Regions from separate parts of the Homo sapiens genome. Here region 1 is linked to region 2. A link is an interaction called in ENCODE POLR2A ChIA-PET data of the cell type or tissue named here. Cell type or tissue: K562. All regions are shown on one strand.

Evidence for each region. ChIA-PET counts read pairs that join two places held together with the same protein. Peaks named below come from ENCODE experiments on the same cell type or tissue, not always from the same donor. Only the 100,000 strongest peaks of a DNase experiment are listed, where the experiment ranks them.
Region 1: POLR2A ChIA-PET joins it to region 2 with 5 read pairs; 2 of 35 experiments call an interaction of 5 or more read pairs at or near these places.

What each region holds. Positions count from the first base shown.
Region 1 is chr2:202,675,487-202,677,986 of GRCh38, reverse strand. All of the region lies in intron 1 of FAM117B (family with sequence similarity 117 member B), which reads right to left. Among named protein-coding and RNA genes, the nearest start is that of FAM117B, 42 kb to the right of the region's middle. In K562, no CTCF peak of the experiment used is centred here; no DNase peak of the experiment used is centred here.
Region 2 is chr2:202,965,016-202,967,515 of GRCh38, reverse strand. It overlaps CARF (calcium responsive transcription factor), which reads right to left. Exons shown (of 17, transcript NM_024744.17): 10 at 418-538. Among named protein-coding and RNA genes, the nearest start is that of NBEAL1, 49 kb to the left of the region's middle. RefSeq lists an enhancer at 1,403-1,452. In K562, no CTCF peak of the experiment used is centred here; a DNase peak (open chromatin) is centred at 1,535.

The DNA of each region.
Region 1 (2,500 bases), 290 kb after region 2:
TTGTTTTATTCACGAAATGGTTTTCTATGCATCAAGGACTAGATGAATAATAGGGAGAAAAACAGCTAAACACAACAAACACTGAGCAATTCATATTTATTAGGCATTGAGCAAACTGCTTCCATGCATTACCTAATTTAAACCAACAATCTGAGGCAGAAATTACTCAATTCGTTAATTCAATAAATATTTATTAAGCACCTATTATGACTCCAGATTCTTCTAGGTGCTAGTAGTGAGCACACAAGTAAAAATACAGAGATTTTAGGAGTTTATATTCTACTATCATTAATCCTACCCTCCAGATTAAGAAAGTGAGGATGGAAAACTTAAGTAACTTGTCACTTAGTTTGTAAGAGACAGAGCCAAGGCTTGAGTGCAAATCTCTTTAGAATCTGAGCAAGATCTAAACCACTACACGTTAGAAGGCCTCTCACAGAATTCATAGCCTAGCGAGAAATACAAAAAATTAAGTATATATAACACAGTATGATAAATACTGTAAGAGTGGTATGTCCATACTATTAGAGGAAAACTCACAGGGCACCTCCTGCATTTTACTATAAGCAGCAAGAAGAAATCCAGTGGCAGCTTTCACACTTTGCTTAGAAATCTCTTTGGGGCTGGGCACGGTGGCTCACGCCTGTAATCCCAGCACTTTGGGAGGCCGAGGCGGGCGGATCACGAGGTCAGGAGATCGAGACCATCCTGGCCAACATCGTGAAACTCCATCTCTACTAAAAATACAAAAATTAGCCGGGAATGGTGGTGCGTGCCTGTAATCCCAGCTACTCGGGAGGCTGAGGCAGGAGAATCACTTAAACCCCGGAGGCGGAGGTTGTAGTGAGCCGAGATTGCGCCACTGTACTCCAGCCTGGTGACAGAGCGAGACTGTCTCAAAAGAAAGGAAAAAAAAAAAAAAAGAAAAGAAACCTCTTTGGTTTAGTAACACTCAGTTCATCAGCCAAGCTTCCTATTTTCCATGCTATTAGTGGTAAGGGTGCTTCTAAGCTTTCTGCCTCTACATAATAAGAATTCTCCTTCCTCCGTTTTTCAACAATATGCTTCTCATCACCTTTTAAGTTCTTAACCCCAGCTTCCTCAAAGTCCAGATTTATGCCAATAGTCTGTTCAAGGGAATTTCTGTATCATGACGGACAAAATTCTTTCAACCTCCTAAGGCTTCTTCCACATTTCTATGTATTTGCTGTGGCAGCACCCCTCTTGCAGGCATCGAAATTTTTATCAGTTAACTACTGTTTCAGAAAAAATTACCCCAAAACTTAGTGGCTTAAAACAATGAACATCTGACCAGGCGCGGTGGCCCACATCTGTAATCCCAGCACTTTGGGAGGCTGAGGCAGGCAGATCACGAGGTCAGGAGTTCAAGACCAGCCTGACCAACATGGTGAAACCCCGTCTCTACTAAAAACACAAAAATTAGCCAGGTGTGGTGGCGCATGCCTGTAATCCCAGCTACTCAGGAAGCTGAGGCAGGAGAATCGCTTGAACCTGTGAGGCAAAGGTTGTGGTGAGCTGAGATAGCGCCACTGCAATCCAGCCTGGGCAACAAGAGCGAAACTCCATCTCAAAAGAAAAAAAAAAAAAAAACAAGGAATATTTATTATCTCATAGATTCTCAGTGTCAGAAATCCAGGTATGATTCAGCTGGATGCCTCTGGCTCAGGGTCTACCACAGAGATACAACCAAGGTATCAGCTGGGGCTGCAGTTATCAAGGCTAAAATGGATTTTCTTCCAAGTTCATTCATATGGCTACTGGCAAACCTCAGTCCCGTGCTGACTGTTGTTGGCCACAGACACTAGTTCCTTGCTACATGGGCCTCTCTACAAGACTATATAAACGTAGCAAGTTGCTTCCCCAACAGAACAAGCAAGTAAGAAGGGAAGAGTAATACATAAGTGACAATCTTTCAGTAACCTAATCTCAGAAGTGACATCCCATCACTTTTGCTATATTCTTTTTTTTTTTTTTTTTTTTTGAGACTGTGTCTCGCTCTGTCCCCCAGGCTGGAATGCAATGGTGCGATCTCAGCTCACTGCAACCTCTGCCTCCCAGGTTCAAGCAATTCTCCTGCCTCCGCCTCCCGAGTAGCTGGGATTACGGGCACATGCCACCACACCCGGCTAATTCTTCTATTTTTAGTAGAGACAGGATTTCACCATGTGGGCCAGGCTGGTCTCAAACTCCTGACCTCAAGTGATCTGCCCACCTCGGCCTCCCAGAATTCTAGGATTACAGGGGTGAGCTGCCACACCCAGCCTGCTGTATTCTTTTGTTAGAATTGAGTCACTAGGTTCTGCTCACACATTAAAAAGGAGGGTATTACACAGGGCATGAACACCAGAAGGTGGGAACAACTGGGAGCCATCTCAGAGGTTGTCTCCCACTAGAGGTATGACCAAGGTGCTAAACACCACAAATGAGGGGTACTAAAGAGGAGAGGAAATACCTAGAAGAGCAAGCAGAGGTTTTCTGA
Region 2 (2,500 bases):
CATTACATTCACACTAGTATGTAACATATCTGTGCAGCAGATAACCACAATAGGCATTCAGATTGAGAATAAATCTATGTGAATTCATATCAAGAAAAAAGGTACACTACTATGTAAGTTTAAGGAAAGAAAATATTAGTGAGCTTTACTGAGATTTTCAACAACATTTATAGGGGTAAAGAAGGAGATCTCTGTCTCTCTGCCTTTATATGCATCCATATACACAGAATATCTTTGGAAGATGACTCAAAAAACTAGTAAGAGTTGTTGCTTTAAAGACAGAACAAATGTGGGTAAGAGAAAACTTAGAATTCACTGTATACTTTTTGGTACTGTATAAACCTAATAAAAATATGTGTATTAGCTATTCAAAAATAAGTTCTTAATAGAAAACAAATAAAAGAAAATAAAGCTTACCGAGCTGGACAAGTGGCTTTGTAGAGCTGACAAGACCTGCTTTCCTGCTCACTGACTTTTTTTAACTGGAAACCTTTTCTTCTTGGCCCATACTGACACTCCATTACCACAGCTCTACTCCCTGTGGGCCAAAACCAACTATTGATATTAATTCAAGTGTCCATCTATTCTAGACACTAGATTAAAAGTAACTTGGTGGTGGCAATGTCAAAATCTTTCAAATATACAGCTTTAAGGAAAGAAAACATTAGTAAGTCTTACTTACATATACAAACATATAAATTTAAAAGTTTATTTTAAAATTTACCAAAGGTACCATAATTATGGTAAGAAAATTAGTGAATATCACATTTACTGAGTGTCTACTGGCATATAATTTTTTTTTTTTTGAGACGGAGTCTCACTCTGTCACCCAGGCTGGAGCACAGTGGCGCAATCTTGGCTCACTGCAACCTCCACCTCCTGGGTTCAAGCAGTTCTCCTGCCTCAGCCTCCCAAGTAGCTGGGACTATAGGCGTGTGCCACCACGCCAGGCTAATTTTTGTATTTTTAGTAGACAGAGTTTTGTCTTGTTGTCCAGGCTGGTTTTGAACTCCTAAACTCAAGTGAACCGCCTGCCTTGGCCTCCCAAAGGGCTGTGATTTAGAGGCATGAGCCACTGCATCCCACCTGACATATGGTTTTTATACCATTTTATAAATAGTGAGCAAATGTTACATTTGGTTAATAAATATTGGTATCATTTAAATTTTTATTTCCTTTTATAATTATTTTCTTGTTTTTATTTGGGCTGTTAATACAGCAGCCAGCCCTAAGATGGCCCCCAGTAATCCATGCCTTCTAGCATTCATGTCCTTGAGTAATCCCCTCCCCTTGAATATGGGCTAGACTTACTAACTTACGTTTAATAAATATGGCCAAAGTGGTAGGAAGTAATTTTTGATATTAGGCTGCAAAAAGACTGTAACTATCATTTGGGTACTCTCTCTTACTCTTGCTTGAATTGCTCTCTCTGGAGGTAATCATCTGCCAAGTGGTAAGGGAGCTCTGTGGAAAGGCCCACGTGGCAAGGAATAAGGCCTGCTGACAGCCACAAGAGTGAATCTGAAAGTAGACCCTCCCTCAGTCAAGTCATGAGACAACTGCAGCAGAACCACTTTGCTGAGTCACTCTTGGATTCCTGACTCACAGAAACTGTGAGATAATTAACGTTTGTCGTTTTCAGCCACTACGTTTGGGATAATTTGTTACACAGCAATAGATAATACAAATAAGTAGATGTGAAAATTATATAACTTAAGATTTTAAGTTGAATATCTTACACTACTGTAGGATACAACAAACTTTTAAAATATAAAATAAAAACACCAATTACTAATACAAATGTTAATAAAGCTGACATTAAAATATAAAAACTTCTGTTTAAAAGACACCATAAGTAAATATAAAAGTAATAGTGTGAGAAATAGCATTTTATAAGATATATAACATAGTAATTGCCCATGTAGAATTACTATGTAGACTACAAACAATCATAAATAATTAATAAACAACCACTCAGAAAAATGTGCAAAGGCTATGAATAGCCAAGTCAGAAAGAAAAAAAAGGTAGTAAATGAACAAAGAAAAAGATGTTCAACTTTAAGTAAACAGGGAAATGCAAATTAAAACAATAGTAAAATACTATTTCATACTCCTTGGAATGGCAAAAATAAAAACATTCCATAATACTCTATAAAAACTGAATCCACTGATCAATCTGAACACCACAAACAGAGAGACACATACAGATGGCAATAAGTACACAGCACACCGAGGAGGTATTCTTGCAAAAATCAAATCTGCATTTAATCAAGGCTCTAGACCTGTTTACAGAAAATACAAGAGATAAAGAACAAAAACTACATCACACAGATGGAATAAGCAAAACCCAGAATATGGCAAATATTACAGAACAAACTACCTAGAAGAGGAGAGAAATCTTCAAATGAAAAGAAGTTTAAGAGATTTATTAACTAAATGCAGTCTGTGGACCCTGTTTGGATTTGAATTTCAACAACCTTTGAGGAGAGGAAAAAAAACC